Regions from separate parts of the Mus musculus genome. Here region 2 is linked to region 1. The links are chromatin loops, found by intact Hi-C in ENCODE. Cell type or tissue: heart. All regions are shown on one strand. Links, peaks and the distances in the headings refer to the core of each region. The heading gives the core; the rest is flanking DNA.

The links. Hi-C counts contacts between places; a loop is a spot of excess contacts. Peaks named below come from ENCODE experiments on the same cell type or tissue, not always from the same donor. Only the 100,000 strongest peaks of a DNase experiment are listed, where the experiment ranks them.
Region 2: it touches region 1 in a loop (9-fold over the local background); 27 of 42 quality-filtered maps call a loop at or near these places.

Annotation. Positions count from the first base shown.
Region 1 is chr4:111,621,504-111,630,195 of GRCm38, forward strand. The region is part of intron 11 of Agbl4 (ATP/GTP binding protein-like 4); the gene reads left to right. Among named protein-coding and RNA genes, the nearest start is that of Spata6, 94 kb to the right of the region's middle. In heart, for the core only: no CTCF peak of the experiment used is centred there; a DNase peak (open chromatin) is centred at 3,618.
Region 2 is chr4:111,492,479-111,501,170 of GRCm38, forward strand. The region is part of intron 6 of Agbl4 (ATP/GTP binding protein-like 4); the gene reads left to right. Among named protein-coding and RNA genes, the nearest start is that of Bend5, 82 kb to the left of the region's middle. In heart, for the core only: CTCF peaks have their summits at 1,393 (motif pointing left) and 3,647 (motif pointing right); a DNase peak (open chromatin) is centred at 3,673.

The DNA of each region.
Region 1 (8,692 bases), core at 182-8,181:
TTACTCAATGATTCTCCAGCCTTTGTTTCTGGTCTGGTTACAAGCTAATTTTGGGAAGAGGGAGCCTGAGTCCTGAGCAGGCTGGTTTCCTGTGGCTGTGTCCATACTGAAATCAGATAATGCTGGCTCTGAAGTATGGTACAGCTAGCCAAGGGAAAATACCAAGATTCTGTCAGCTAACTGCTGTCATTTCAGACCTCAGTGGACCCCTCAGAGTGGGCCTTCTGACATGTTCATCAAACTATTTTATTTATCCATCTGTCCAACAAAACCCATTAGACATTGGAAAGAGATGGGAATAAGTGGCTATGTATTTAAGAAGATAGGTTTTTGAGCAAAGAGGACAAGGGAAAGAGAATAAAGGTCCTGGCAGATGAAAGATCTGCTGGGCTAGGGGGAAGGGGTCATCAGGGAGCAGAGGGGAAAGAACTTCCTAGAAGAAGAGAAACCAGGGCTCAGACTTCCAGGGTGAATAGATGCAAACTAGGCAAGAAGGGGGTGGAGCCACCTTCCTGGCAGAGGGAGAAGTACAGGAGAGAGGCCAGATGCCAGGGGAAGGATGCTCTGTCCAAGCATTCCACGGTAGCTGGGGCTGGGCCAGGAACAAGCAGTGATCAATAACCATGGGAGAAAGACCCGTGAAAGAAGCACATTGAATATGCTGCAATAACAGTTACAAAACATTGTTATTGTTTGTTTCCACTGGCTTCCTAGATAGATGAATATAGATAATAGAACCATAGATATGAGAACTCTGGCAGGCCCAGAGACTGCCCAGTCAGTCTCAGGAAATTAAGAAGTTCCAATTAATTCTAGTCACAAAACAGTCTCAGTTGAGCAATTACTGTGTCTGGTCTGATTCGAAACATCAAACCTCTTCAAAGAAAATCATCCCCACCCTCTGGGCCTGTCGAAAATAGGCTGATCATGGTGACCCACGTTCATACTTCTGGGGGTCAAGCAGGATAAGGGAGCACTAGAAAGAGACAGGACGGGCCTCTGATACTTAAAGGATAGCATGGACTATTCCACATGAGCCCCTTAGGGACCCCACTTTCTAGTGCTGGGTGCTAGAGGACTGCTTAGAAGTGTTAGAGCTGGGGTTTAAAATCCCAATAGGTCCAGCTCTAAGTTCCACCTGGCACACCATCTTGCCATCCTCTCTTCTTCCCTCCCATGTCCTCCTGGAGGACAGGGACTGTGCTTATGAACTCCAGAGAGGCTGGGACTCCTACAGCTCTTAATTTTTCTCTACCTACAGAAACCCCTTCCTGTAGGCCTGGTCCCTGATACTAACCTGTCTGTCATCCCTGATGACCCAGCTCTGTTGACCAACACCAGCTTCTGATTGCTCTTAGCCACCTTGCCTTGTACCAGTTGACGCCCACATTCGTGTCAAAGTGTGCCCTGGCTCCTGAATGCTCACTGTTTGGCTGGAAAACTGAAATGCCATTACCTTCATTCTCCAAGCCTCCTTCATCCCCCCAAAAGGAGGTTTCGAAGGTTTTATCTGCTTTTGTCAAGTTTATCACCATAATTCGAAATGCTGTTAATATTACTGTCAGCAGAGATCTACAAATTACAAAGTTGTAAAGTTACTTTATAGTGATAACTGTCAGCTTTCACTTGTGGCGCTGCAAGCTTGGCTCCATGGAAACCATGATGATGATAAAGAGCCTATATTGTTTCAGGATTGCAGCTGTGAGCTGGCAGGCAGGAAGCATCCTGGCTGACTCCCAAGTTGCCCAAATCTATTTGTCTGCACCCATGTTCACTTGTACACCTGTGCACACCAAGTACTTGTCTTCCCACTTTCTTGTTGCACAAATGTGGGAGCATTCTCAAAGCCAAGGCTTTCCCTGAGCTCAGTTTCAACCAATTGCATCCTTGAGCTTAACTTTGTTCAGCCCAGAAGACAACAGGGACTGTCAAAATGTCACAACACAACTGCTTTAAAAGCCACTGTTTAATTGAGAACCACTAGGAACATTTGAGGTTCTAGTTAGACAATGTAGAACAATGATGTCAAATAATTTTTGCCCTTAGACAAAAAAAAAAAAAAAAAAAAAAAAAAGGCAACTCAGGAAAGTAGATAGAGGTCTGGGGAAAGGTTTAGGCACCTTAATTGACACTGTTAAGTGCATTATTGAGCAAAAAATGGATGTGTCAACCCCACCACTATATACTACCCTGCTGCCAAAGGTGGACAGAAGCTTTAAGCTTCTCTGGGGAGCGAGGTAGTGCTGGCTCTTTTTTCCTGGCTACTGTCATTAGCCCAGAGAGTGTTTTCATTTCTGGCCATCAGTTTATGTTAGACACAAATAAAATGGTACATGGGACCTGAAGGACCATGGTGGTGGTGGTGGTTGGGGGTGGGGGGACACAAAACTGCAAAGAGGGATTTATGAGAGAGGTAATATGGAGCTTTCAGCCCTAAGACTAGAATATTTGAAAAACAACAACAACAAACAAAACCACCAGGCTTGTTAGCCACTCCTTCCAAAGCTATGGCCTATGAGAGACGAGTTAAAGAAATTGGGGAGTTTTCCTTGGAGTAGGGACCTTTAGGAGCTGATTTTCTTTTAGGAGCCTGATTTTGATTGATCAAGTCTCTAAAGAGTAACCACAGAGCTGAGTAATAAAGCTGTTCTATGTGACTCTAAAGTTCAAAGTAAGGCCTAATATGTGGCAGCCCCATTCTGAGCCTGTGCACATAGGATAATGACAAGAGGATCCAGGACTAGGGCATTGATTCCCTGAGCATCTCCTATATGCCAGCCTCTTGCTTGTGTCTGAGGGCACACAGAGCAAGTCCTGACCTCTACCTAGAAATGTGTCAGTAGAGACAATCAGAGAGTGACTTTAGTACAGTATAGTGAAAGAGGGGAGTGTGGAGCAGACAGAAAGTGTTTAGATCAGCTTTGGGGACACCAGGAGTGAGAAGAGATGTATCAAGGAAGTACCATCACAAAGGTCTAGTGTGGGAGGAGGAGGGTGCAGAAGTCCATGCAGGCAGACCAGACTAGACAATAGCTAGAGCCCCGAGAGAGCTGCTTCTGCTTCCCTCCTTGATCATGTGAGGTCATCTGGCAAAGGACCACCACTCCCTAGCAATGTGCCAGGGGAAACACCTACCCTGGCAGGTAAGGCAGGACAGCTCCCAGGGCCATCTGAGCTAGGCAGATGCACCATGGTACCATGCTAGCAATTTGGAGTTTGCCTAGTGACCTTCTCAGTGTTCTGATGTGAGATTCACAAAGCACATTCTTTACTAATCTGTCATCAACCACTGATGTGCTATATGATTTTGAGCAAACTTCTCTACTTCCCTCCTTGGATCCTAACTATTAAAAATGGATTTGGACAAAGAGCTTCAACCATCAAACTTCATTCAAAGAGTTGAATTTGGATCTAACTCACATTTGTTAGACATCTACTAAGTGCTGGACATAGTCCTTCTTAGGAATTTGTCAGACTCCTGGAGCACCAGCTGTTCTCCATAGAACAACCTCAGAATCAACACCACGTCTCACCCCAGGCTGCACACCCGGCAGAGACACATTGCCTGGCTAGGGTTTCTTTCCGTCAATATTTTCCTCAAGATGATAAATGTGCTGCCAATAAGAGGAGGCAGCTGCCAGCTCTGTCTGAGACAAGGGCCTTTAGCTGGGCTATGGCCGTGATTGGCTTGTTGATGTGTCTCCAAAGAGGGAGGGAGCTGGAGGGAACTCTGAGGAGGCTCAGGACCAGAGCTCTCAGTCTACACAGATTTGCCTTGGGTTAATAGGGCTTCTTCCCCATGTTCTCGTCCTCTAATCACCCCACTAAAATATGGTCTTTGAAGAGAAGACACAAAGTGATGAAGCTTATAGCAGAACTGTAGCTCACAGCTGGCATGTTAAATAACAGGGTAAGGAAGAAAGCACCTTCCCCAGCCAGGCTGGATCGGATGCAAATCCTGGTTTTGCTTTTTACCAGTGGTGTGGCTCCAATGACTTGGTTGCATTGATTCTCTGTCAGCTAATCTGCCATGATGTCATTCTAATACTTACCTCACAGGGGTGTTTTGAGTAGATGCAAACACTGGGAAATATACTCCAGTGCCTGTTCAATTGCCAAGAACGTAGTAGGCACTCAGTAAATTGCACCACGATTGTTACTCTTTCTAACCAAGTAATGTATTAGGTGAAATCAAGTTATTCATTTCTGGGCTATCAGACTAGAGGCAATGTGCTTGGACCAGGTGTCTCTGAGATTCTTAGGGGGCTCTTGTGGTTTTGAAATAGTAGTCTTCTTAGCTATGTGTTTGGAGTACTCAGTTATTTCGCTGGGATTAGACTTCCAAATCTGTTCTCACCAGCACAGCTTTTTGTTTGTTTGTTTGTTTTTTAAATTAAATAAATTATTTCATGAGGACAAAGTCACAGTGTAATCAGTGTCAGCATTAAGACAGTGCTGGAGCTTGGCTGAGGCTGGAGTTCGGGGTGGCTGAGATTTCACATTTGGTCTCAGTTATACACATGTGTGGAACCCACTCTCTCCCTAATCTGGAATTGAAAAAACAGGGATGAGAGTTAAGAGACCTGGATTTGCCTAATAGAATTCAGTGACTGGGAAGTGCTGGGGGTTATTTGGTCACGTGACCACAGACCACTGATGCCTCCCTCTGTTTTCAGTTCTCTCTGATTTAGCTAGTACATGAGGTTGTGCAGATCAAATGCGTAGGGGAGAGGTGGGTCTGAAAGTGTTCCACTCACAAAGGGAGAGATTTTTGGTGGGGGTCGGGGTGCATGCAGGGTGAAGAGGGAGGCATTCTACCCATTCGAACAGAAAGCCATCTGGAAGAGATGGAGACAGGGACAGGCCCAGAGGTGGTTCTTGATGGCATGAGGACAGCCAGGGAGGACCCAAATAATTTCAGTGTCAAACTCATGTCCACTGATCTGATGGCATGGGAGAAGTGCTAGCCATAGGGCTAGGAACCCTTAGAACTATTGGGGGTTTGGTGAGATCTGGCTTCTCACTCCTGGCTTGGCTCCTTCCCTCCTGGCTCACAGAGACACCTGAAGACTCTAGCAGCAGCTTCCTTGCAGTTGCCTGAGGTTGAAGCGCCCCCTCCTGGCCCTGGGGTGCATGGCTACCATAGAGAGCCAGTTTTTTTCCCACCAGAAGACTGAAGACAACCCCTTCCTTTGTCTAGGCTACCGCCTGAGCTCTGCCCTCACCACCACCAGCTCCCAGCTATCTTTGGGGATCTGGAAGAGGGAGGCTTGCACTTCCTGACTTCTCTTAGGTCTTAGCATGAGCGTTATCCCCTACCGGCCATCCCTTTGACTCTCTCTTCCTCTTCTCCATTACCTTTGTCTGTTCATCTATTTGGTGCTTTCTTAGACACATGTATGTTTCATGTGTGGCTGTCTGCATCCTTCCCTCACCTTGTTCACTCCCTCATCTTCAACCCTACTCAGCCCCCTTCCCCCTTCCCATGACTTCAGTTCTTTCTTATGTTCTTTTCCCTCTTACCTTGTACTTAGTGCTTTGTATTCATATCACATTTAGACCCAGAGCACTCCATTGAGATGACTTCAGAAGGTTACTTAGTGCTCTGACTCTGTACCTGACTGAGGGGTCAATGAAGTCATGTGTCCTGAGTGTGGCACGCAGTCCCTACGATATTGTTCATCTCCCTTTCAGCCATATCACCTGGCAGGCCTTCTGCTATTCTTGTCCTCTTTTCAAAACCCCCTCCAAGCTTCCCTCCCCCTCCTTTTTTTTTTCTTGGCACTACAATTCAGAATCAAATATCATTGTTTTGAGTCTTTCAGGAAACTGTAGACTTCTCCTTCACTTTGAAGGAACTTCCTTCTGTGCTCTATTCTCTCCTCTGTCTCCCCTAGGAAAGACATGGGTCTTCTTGTCTAAGCACTGATAAGGGACTCTGAGCCGAGGTAAGGTATAGTCAGCTGAAGGGTATCTGACGTCAAGGAGTCTCTATTCATAGTGCATCTTACAAGGAAGTTTTATGGTAAGGAAGGAGTCATGTTCTAAGGCCCCACAGGACACCCACCAGTGTGACTTGAATGTATTTGCTAATTTATTTATGACTTGTGGCAAATTGAAGCAAAAGCATGTAGTACCACAAAGAAACAAGGAATGTTTCCCAGCACCGAACTCCTAAGAAGACATTTGTCTGAGAGATTCATGTTGGAAGCCCAGGAGAGTGGGCTCTGGCCTCTGGTTCATGAGTACTCCTTCAGCAGAGGGCAGCCTATGGATCACATGAGACATGGGTATCTTTCACAGTGATCCTTCATGAGAGCCAAGGACTCGGTCCTAAAACACAGTCTGAGCATCCAGCTGCCTGTGGCCTAACCAGACACAAGGATAATGCAAGCATGTCTAGACAGTATCCTTCTAGCTGTCCTCAAAGATTGTCATATATTTCAGCACAGATGCGGAGAAAAGCAGGGTCAGCAAGTGGCATAGGGCCAGGCAGTTAGAAATGCTGGCTCTAAAATGACATGGGTCTGGTTTCATTTCTAAACCTGTGTAGCTCTAGACAACTTACTGTGGCCTCTTTGGGCTTGAGCCTCCTGAATAGAGATAATAATACAAACCTCCCAGGGTCTTTGTGAGAAGAAAATGAGTTGATATAAGTACTTCATGCCCTGACTGGCTTCTAGGAAGGGTTGATGGCTCTTCCCAGGCTGCACAGTACTCTGTGATCACTGGGGCTCCCAGAAGGTTAGAGAGATGCCGAGAGGTCATCTGGTGTCCTGGGCAGAGACTTGTCTTCACCACCATGGACAACCAGTCTTAAAGCAAAGAGACCTCTACTCTTGAGTTTTCCCATACAAAAATTGACTGCAGTTTGAGTCTACTCAGTATGCTGAGGGCAAACCACAATATCCCAAGCTCTCTTGCCTTTGGAGAAGCATTTTAGTAAAAGTCATGTGCAAGAGGCTCCCTCTGCCCCCTGGGATTGTGGGAAGGAAATATTTATGGCATAGGGAAGGTGCCTGGAAAGTTGTGTTTTGTCTCTCTGTGCTAAGCATTCTATTGGCTTAGTTCTCAAGGTAGCCATTTGAAGCAGTCACTACCTTCTTTCAGGAAAGAAGGTATTCCATTCCCTTATTGAGCTTTCATACTTGTGGGGGTGGGGGTGGGGGCAGAGCCAGAACCTATGACCCAACAGTACCTACTCTCCCATACAGAGTACCTGAGGGACTTGGCCTGCCTGGCCCCAAACTTCCTCTACACTGGAACCCCCACTGTCCCTGGAGAGTCAATAGACCCCCAGCTCTGGTCAAATAGACCCCTACTTCGAGACTACTGCCTCCCCTTGTTTGTTTATTCCTAAGTAGCTGAGAGTTTTTCACCCAATCGTGGCTTTTTACTGGGAGGAGTTATTGAGGGGAAGCTATTGGGCTCTGCAGAAGTTACTGGGCTATGCTACAATTCATTTTTAGATTGCATAGTGGGACAAGAAGGAACAATGATTTCACAGGTGCACGACTAACCCAAAGCATTTTAATCTTCAAAATGTCAGCTTTTATGGTCAGTGGCTGTTCCACGGTGAGCAGTAGCACTGTGAATGTTAAGGTACCAGCATGGCAGGGCACCTGGACAAGGCATCATCATAAAGGCAGACAGACTCCAGAGACTGTGGCTGGTACTGCAGGCCAGCCTGGAAGTGCCTCCTGAAAACAAATGCATCATCATCGAGTGTGACTGATCACCTCGGATCCCAAGATGATGGTGTGTATAAACATGGATCTTTACTGCATCTCAGAGAGAGCAGCAGCATGGTATCCAGGTGCTGGAGGAACATTAAAGTGTTAGCCCAAGGTCACTGTCTTGCTATGACATCATACTGGCCTTCGCCTCCATGTCTTTAAAGCAATAATTAATTCACCTGTGTGTTGCACCCACCAATGAGCTAAAAGAAATTTGGAACAAGTAATGAAAAGCCTATATCATATTAGGACTGTGTGAGGTGGTGAGAGAAAAAAAGGCTGTCTGTGTGCAGCCCACTGCCCCACAGGACTGTTTTAGGAAACAAGGGCCCAGGAAAGACCCTGTTAGGTTATTACTAGTGGTCAGAGAAGCCAGCCAGGGTAACTAAATTTCCTCTCCAGGCTTTCATTTCTTCCACCAGTAAACGTGTTAAATGGAGGAAATTCAAAACAGATATTTACCATTCTATATGTACCTCTTTGCTAGGCACTGGGGATCAGTAATGAGCAGGACTGTTTCCCTAGGGGAGTTCAACTACTATGTTTCTAACATCTTTCACACAGATTTGTCACACATTCAAGGTGCAATCATATGATGGTTCAAGTCCTAAGGTCCTTATGAGGGTGTCCTAGGTCTTCTGTGGCCCAGGCAAGGTGGGTTCAATGTCAGAGCATGCAGAGATGAGTAGGGACAGGAAGAGGGGCCAGGAAACTCACAGAAATCTGAGGAACCAGACACTGCTTATTCATTATGGGCATCATTTGTTTAATACGAGGTTTCTGAGTGTTCCTCTGTACTTACCTCACACTTTGGGACCAAGAACCTGGAGATGATCAGGCAAAGTCCCTGTATCCCAGGATGTCATCTGCAGAGGCTGACACACACACATATGGATGAGAGTGTCCTTTGAGAACTCCTAAGGTAGAAGGATACGTGAGAAAGAAGGGACATAGCT
Region 2 (8,692 bases), core at 291-8,290, 130 kb before region 1:
CATCCTGCTGGGAATTTTAGCTAGGTCTTGGTTCTGTACTCATTCAGCACATTGGCTTTCATCAGTGTCTTTCTCTGTCTCTAACATCCCATCCTCTGCCATCTCCCCTTATTCCCTGGCTGTGTAAGTAGCTGGTCTAACTCCTTCTGAGCTTCCTAAACTCTCTGACACGTTCTCAATCTCTTTTCAAAGCTTCTCTTCCCTCAGGCTCACAGGGTGATCTTTCCTTCTGTTAAATCCCATCCAGAACCAGGTCTTTATTATTTTCTCTTGGTTGAGGTTGTAGGCTATATTTTGCTTCACTTAATCGTCTTTGAATAGAGCAGTCTCCAGAAGACTTGCCAACTGCAAATGGGAAATGCAGGAATGCAGCAGACACTGTTCCTTATCCAGGGGTGAGGCCTTCCAGGGTCAGACCTAAAGTCCAAGTTTATGTCCCCCAGATCTGCTAAGAGGGTGATTTACCACCACTCCACCGCACCCCTGAAGTTGACTTTCTCATACAGTTTGCATTGCCCTCCTTTCTCCAGCAAACACTTCTTCCAAGCACTTCCTGTCTTATATTCACAAGTCCTTCTTTTAATGTTCTCTGTGCCTGTGGATACTAGCCATCTTCTGCTTCCTGTTGAGGCCACAGCTCAGATCTGTTTCTCAGTAGAAGCTCAAGAAGACAGGAGAGCCGCAGAGTCCTAGAGCAGCAGGATGGGAGCCCTGCGGCTCAAAGGCAGGTCCTCTGCAGAGACTCCCACTTCACTTCTCAGCACATCCTACACCTAGGAGCAGGATGTACGGAAAGTGGATTTTCACACGATTTGCTGTAGGAGCAGACATAAAATTGCCCCATCCTCAAATACGATATGTAGCACTTTTGTCAGCTTTTATTATCCCATGTGTCTTTGTGGGGCTTCTGATAGAAAGACAGAAGGTTCTATGTTAAGTATTACTAGCCAGCTACCATACCAACATCCAGATGTTTCAATGAAGGGTAATTTTACATGTTTCTTACTCATTATTCATTCATTCATTCATTAATTCATTCATTCATGTCTGCTTCTTCTAGTAGTTTCAGATTATTTTACTTCTAACCCAGTACAGGAACTGTCATCTACTGGATGCTGAAAATATGGTAAGTGTTAAGGTAAACCATCACATACAGGACAGAGAGTAGAATGCTATTTTGAAAGCAGATGCTAGTGGTCATCATAAACCCTGCAACATAGTCACAGTTTGAGAGCGATGTAGTAACTATCAGCCAATTTGACACTAGAAGCAGCCAAGACACTAGAAGGATGGGGATTATTTTCCACTGTTTACAAATAAAGAACTTGAGACACAAAATGAAGCTGATACCTGAGTTCCCATTAAGGTTAGGGCCAGGGAGCAGCGCCCCCTCCTGTGCAGGAGTGATAACTTCTGCAACCTTCCTTTCTTGCCAGGTCTAGTCCTGTGGGGAAGGAAGAGAGCTGAAGGGGTGGGGCAGAGTGGTTCTAAAGGTCAGAGGTCGGCCTCAGTTGCACATGCTAGCAGGTAGGCACTGTGTTGCTCTGAGGGAGGCCGATGGAACCTGAGCATGACAGCAAACAGCACCTGGTACAGAGAGAGACACAAGATAAATGTGAAAAGCAATTGTCAAGCAATGATTAATTGAGTTCTTGCCATGCGCTGCTATTTTGTATTCTTCCAGCATCTGTGCAGAGTAGGCACCATTCTTCCCTGCTTGTGGAAAGCAGAATTGCAGTGTCCAGAGGGCTTGTTCATGCCTAAGATTATAGAGCAGTAAGAAGCCATCCAGGAGGCAAATGCCTTCTGCCTGATCCCAAAGCCCCAGCCTTATGCTGAGCTCTAAATAACACAGGCAGAAATGAGGCCAAGTCCGCATTGTCAAGACAGTGAGTCTAGCTACAGATAAGTAACATCTTTCTGGAGTCAGGTTTAAGTGACTAGAAGAACCCGGGTGTGGGGAAATAGTGTGGTCAGCAGAATCCTCCCTTCCCATGGCAGCTAAATGAATTATCCTACCTTCAAAATGCAAAGAAGGAAGACCAGCTCTCATGAGCTGCCAGGGTTCTGGGATCATCTAGACCTACATTCCAGTATTGTTCTCCTTTGTACATATTTGCTCTGTGACTTTGGGTAGTGACTAAGTGTCTCTGGGCCTTAGCATTCTCCTCCATAGAACAGAGATAATGACATGGCCTGGTCGTTGTGAGGGTAGGATGAGAGTACCTGGCATGATGCCAGACATAGTAGGAGCGATTTGAAACCAGGATCCTGCTCAGTTCCAGGCCCTCCTCCTAGGCAAAGCTTCCCTCCTAAGGGAGCCTTCATTTCCTCTTTGTGAAAGGAGATGTGAATCTGTGGTTCACAACACACAGGGATGCTATAGATTAGACAGAACTAAAGGACAGAAGTGCCACTGGATCTAACCTAGGTATACAAGTAGTAGAAGAACCTACTACAGCAGGGGATGGGGGCAGGGATAGGGGAAGGACTTGGTGTGTGTGTGTGTGTGTGTGTGTGTGTGTGTCAGGACCAGTGTCTGGTTCAGTCTAGTTTCTGTAGTCAACATGGTAAGTAGCTTTGGGTGGTTTCTTTTGCCTTTGGGTCAAAAGCACGGGGCTGGCTAAGGGCAGTCTGTGCACTCTGTGCTTCTCACCACTGTACCCCAATAGCTTCTCTTGCCTTACCTCCTGGTCACTCACTCCCTGCGTTTATCACAGCCTAGCTGGTCAGCTCAGGCCATCTTACTGATGCTTCATGCTTCTTTGAGCTTTGTTCCATGGAGTTTCCCTTGAAGTTGCCTCAAGCCCAGTGGCCATTCTCTGCCCAGGGCCCAACTAAAGACACCCCTAAATTAGCCTAGATAGCCTGGAGTACAGGGGAGGGAAAGCGAAACCAGAGTGCAGGCTATCTCAGGCTACATAGAGATGCAGCCCAATCCCAGCAGTCATTCTGAGAGGGGCTCATTTGGTAACTGGATTCAAGGTTAGGAATGAGGTTGAGCTGAGGGATCCAAATGTGACCAGAATTAGGCTCTGGCTTTGGCTAAGGAGCAGTAAACCAGGTAAGTCCTTTGTGCTTTGTGTTGTATGCATCCATTGTTTTCAACACCTCTGAGGTTGCCGCCTTCTGCATCAACCCAGCCCCAGGATGTTTCTCCACACGTGTTAAAGTCCTTCAGGTTCTCTGTCGTATCTGTCATTGTTGTAATTTTTCACCTCTTAGGAGTATATCAAGCCTCAGAAATGAATAGAGTGAGTGAATGTTACACGCAAGCAATTTCAGGCTTACAAGGCAACTGCACAAAACCTCCATCTGTCCTTTTATCTGTCTGGTCAGTATTAAAGTCCCTTAGTTAGAAATTCACTTATTTATAGTGGTGTTTGGAGCACTAGAAAAAAATTTAAAAATCTCTGGGCCAGGATTAGGAGATGTGAGCTAAACCGCATCTTGCCTTCTCTGACAGTTACATTACCACACTTTACTAGCCTCATTCTCCCTGTTGTAAAATGGAAATGATAATGCCCACATTCCAAAATTGCTGTCCAGGTACCTGGCTTGGTCCTAAAACAAACACGATTTCTTTCTCTGTCCCCACCCACACCCTCAAAAGAGTGAATTCTGGAAGCATCATGCTGGAAGTCACCAGCAGGTGGCAGCACAAGGCGTGGTCATTCTATCAGTCCTGGACTAGTGAGAGGAGTTTTGATGTTTCAGGACCAACCTAGGCCTGGTGAGGTCCTTGCCTTTCATGCTAGTGGACCAAAGCTGGATGTCTTCTTGTCTTGCTCTGTGAAGAGCAACTGAGTCCTGGCATACCTACACCCAGAGCATAATTCAGTTTCCCAGACATTTTGCTGCTTTTTCTAAAAGGAGGTACCTTAAAAAGAGGTTCACCTATAGAACTTGGTTGAGTCTCTTTCATTAGGGCCAGCACAGTTGGGGCTGCTGATGTGCTGGCCATTTTTTTCTGGTGCCGGAAGGAAGTTTATCACAGATCTGGGTTCTGAGTTCCCTTCCATTCTGAAATATAGTTGGGTACCTGGAGGGCCATGTGGAAAGGTGTAGGTCAGAGGCATTTGAAGGAAAGCAGCTTTGAAGTTGGGGGCCATTATGTTAATGGCATTACTCAATTTCTGGAAGCAATTCTGATTAAATATTCATTGGTTTTGATTATACTGAAATTAGGGCTAAAGCGTGAAGTCAAATCGAGGGGAATAATGGCAGTGTAAATAATGCATGGCCTCTAAATTGAAAACAGCAGCTTGTGCAGCCAGGTCAGCCCCCACCCTGTCTGTCTATACCATTTGTTTAGAAGGTGATTAGTCTGATGTGGGCATTTCTTAGCAGCTCAGAGAATGCAATTGGAAAAAAAAATCCCAGGGCTCCCCGTATCTCTGGGAATGTGGGAGAATTAACATGGGCAACTTATAGCAGGGGATTTTCTCTAGGTCAAGAACGGGGAAGTGTAGAATCTTGGTGACATGCCGCCATAGAGTTCTGTAGTCTGCAAGTGACATAATCATGGGCTCTGAGAAGAATAGTCTCTTTCCTTCTAAATCTTTGGTGGTGTAATTGTTGAATGGAGATGATCGAATCAGGTGGAGAAGAGCTGCAGCTAGAGAGAGGCAAGAAGAACCAAGTGAGATTTGTTCAGATTAACAAGCCATAGAGACAGGACAGTCTATGAAGTGATGGGACAAATGGTGTATGTAGGATGGCATTATGGGGTCCAAATAAGGGTCAGGGGAGTTTTGAGAGAAACTGAGAGATGACAGACATCTTTATCATCATGATCTCCATTGGGGTCCTAATGCCTGGCACAGAGTGTTAACTGGTGGATATTGGTTGAATGGGCAATGCAAGATGATGCTGCAGAAGGGAGGATGTGAAAGGAAAGGACCACCTCCCATCAACAACCCTCAAACCCCTACTGTGTAAAGTGCTGGTGAGACAGGAGTTATCTCCCAGAAGTCAAACTCATAGCAGACCAGAGGCTGGTTATATAGAGTATTATGCTCCACCGACAGGATGAGTACCAGTGCTCACCTCTACAGCTGGGTCATGAGGCAGGCATGGGCACACAGATTCCTCACTGACTTGGTCTGTGATGTGCTAAAATATGACCCATGTCAATAATGATTATCCCAACTTCTGTCAGTTTTCTCAATCAGGTCCATAAAGGCCACCAGGCACAGCATGGCAGCACGGACCTGACCCTTCCATGGCACTCCTCCCACTGCTCTCAGTTCTTTTTTGGTTTTCCTTATTAAAGTTCCATCTGCCCTGCACCCTATTGTCCATGTTTCTCACTCTTCTTAGACACGAGGCAAAGAATTTGACAAAGGCAGTCTTTGGAGAAAGGCATGATGGCCAACCAGTTTTATGATTGAGGAAAAGGACACTTGAAAGGAATTAATTTGTACAGACAGTTAAAACGTTAAAAAAACGTAAACCACACTCATCTAGTAAGGGATGGCCTCGTGGGCTACCACTGGAGTTTAATCCTGCCTCTAGCCCTCTCTGCTCCCTGATTGATGTCATCATGAATCAGCTCCCACATTCCCACTGCTAAGTTCTGCACACAGCCTCCGGTGCTGTGCCTTCCCCTCCGCAGTGGACTGTCCAGTCTCAAACTATGAATCAAAATAATCCCCCCCACACACTACTTCCTGGTATTTTATTGCAAAGACAAGAAAAATAATTAATACATGCATCTAACCTCTACTTAGCCCTGGGCCAGATGAGCTAATAGAAAGATTAAATGGAAGAATCAGAGAAGCAAGGAGCTACAACCACGAGAAGGAATAGGTGCGTTTGGTATCTCTGCTGGGTGGTGTTTGGTAGTGTGAATCCTGAAGCTACCTGGCCTTGGTTCTTCCTTTCATCAGCTCTGTGATCACAGACACGTTAATGAGATTCACACCTATCAGGGCTACAGGGATGATATAAGCAAGTGGAGGTAAGACCTCTAACAGTCCTGGCTTGCAGGAAATATATCAAGAGCATCAGCTGTTACTCAGAGTTTAGAGGACTTCCTGGCAAGAGCACTACAATCCTCCCTAGCCTCTTTCCCTGCATGCAAAGCAAAGAGGAATAGAGAAGAGGAGGAAGCAAATCCAAGGAGGTAGTCACTAACCTGTGTCTGATGTCTACCTGTGCTGAGCACTGTAACAGACACCAGCATGTTTCACAGCCCAAATAACCTTTTGAGGCTTTTGGGGTCAGTTATATAGTAACTGCAGCTCAAGTCCTGACCTGCCTAGTGTCAATGTCATGGGTAGAGCTGTCCCTTGGATACATTTCTCCCTGGGGAGAGGGTGATGGTTGTGTTGGTAAACAGTATTTGTTCCCCTTATGGTTTCATGGGTGGGTGGCCAGCCCACGCTGCCTTTCCCAGACTTCTCCTGTCTACTGTGATGCTCTCCATGTGGGTGACTTGACAGACAACCATGCAAAGCCTTTCCAACTCCCTCAGCGTTACCTGAACATCCCAGTGGGAGGCTGGGATGGCAGACTTCCAAGCTTTGCAGCATGCCACCCCCATATTGGTTCTGGAGTCTGCCAGAGCCTCTTGAAGCTCATCACTAATTGGACTGGCCTGGGTTTTGCTTTATTCTTTCTGAAATCGCCCATCTTTCTGTGACTGCAGCTGTGCTGTAGTACCAGGAATTTGGTCCTGGGTGTCTCAGCTCCTTCCTGCTGTATTTCCAATTCCTCTTCTCTTCCCCACCCCCCTCAGGCTTTCATTAAGAAGGGAATAACAACTGGACTAGAAAATTCTTTATTTGATCCATCGTTAAGCTCCTCATTCTTGGCTATTTCATACATGTACATACATGTATACATTATACATACACATATATATGATCTATTCTGTATATATATATATATATATATATATATATATATATACATATACATATATATATATATATATATATATATATATGATGTATTCTCTTTAATCTTATCTCAATGCACTCTTATTCCCTTCCCACCCCTGTCAATGCTCCCTACTCTCAGTTGCTTTTCCACATTCCTGTCTTTTGTCTTTGTTTTATGGCCCACCATTGTCATCTTTGTGACCATGATCTTGGAACTACACTAAAGCCTGGTGGGCTCACCAGTGATACAACTGAAGGTAGTGACTGCCTCTCCTCTAGCATACACAACAGCAGATAGTTTAGCAAGTAGTATGGCCTCATGAGCTTCTTCCCATCCACGATTAACTGTTGACATACCCAGTCTTGTGGAGACTCAGAAAGATGGACGGAGCTGTTGTAAGGTCATGATTACCATGGCTGTGTCATGCTCTGGACATAATATCTCACAGCACTTCTCCCTATATTCTGGTTTTCATATTCTTTCTGGCCCCCATCTGGGATGTTCCCTGAACCTTACAGGGGGTAGAATAAATGTCATGTTTAAGGCTAAGTATTCAATGATCACTTATTCTTATCATCTTGAACAGCCATGAGTCTGTGAACTCACAGCAAAGAGTAGTTTCTCTGATTAAGGCTGAGCATTTCTCTGTAGGTGAAAACATAAAAATATTTACAAGGCCATTTTGCACCATGTCAATTTAGATAAAACAAAATAAAACAGCAACATCATCATCAACAAAAACAGCAGTAAGTTCTCCTCTATGGCATATCACCTCTAAATTTTTGAGCATGTTTTCAGCACAAGGATGAATTCTTTCCTATGGAAAAGGGCTCAAATCAAAACAGAAAGCAGTTTGTTGATCCCACAATAGTCAGGCCATTATAATTACATCAATGGATTCATTTTGCTTGTCAAGTTAGCATGTGAGCTAGTCACAAGGGAGGCTTCTAGCACAGTTCAAGCTTGGTTTCTCTGTACCTTTCCACAAATGTGTGAGCTATCTCAGCAATAGGGTCTGGGAATTTAGTTCTGGTGGGCAACTAGGAGGAATGGCAAGAGCCTGCCTGTATTATACTGAGGGCTTTGGTACCTGCCTATCAAGTCACCAAGTAGTGGTACCCACAACTTGATCTAGGAATCTCATTTAATAAACAAGATATTCTAAGAGAAGTATATCCTGCTGTGAAGAACCTTTCATTTCTAAAAATCCCCCCCCCCACTACTTCCTGGTATTTTATTGCGAAGACAAGAAAAATAATTAATACATGCATCTAACCTCTACTTAGCCCTAATGGACTAAGAACAGAACTCACAGAATCATATCATTAGATGTAGAAATGGCCTTTGGCAAAGTCCAACATTTCTTCATGCTGAAAACGCTATAGACTAAGGATAGAGAGTGCAAATCCACTGAGGACAGGGAGGCTCTGAGAGGTGAGGGCACTGACTCAGGAACACACAACAGCTAATCAGATGATTTACATTTCAGCCTCTATTCTGTGGAATCATTGCCCCAGCTCTGATTGGTCTCCATTCCAGTGAGGTTTTATTGACAGGGTGGCCTCTCCCCTTTTCCAAGAAGCTAGGTTATCCCCTTGATACCTCTGAAAAGTCAAGATCTGAGATAAGACTTAGCCCACTGTGGGTTCTACATGGTAGGCCCAGCTCTTGCCAGCAGCAAACTTCTCTGGCCCAAGCCTCAGTCTCTGGACCCTTTTAATGTTGAAGCCAAGGTCACTGTGGTTAGCACCTCCAGCCTTCCTCCTTCTCAGCACCTTCTCCATGCTCTCCTCCTCTCTCAATC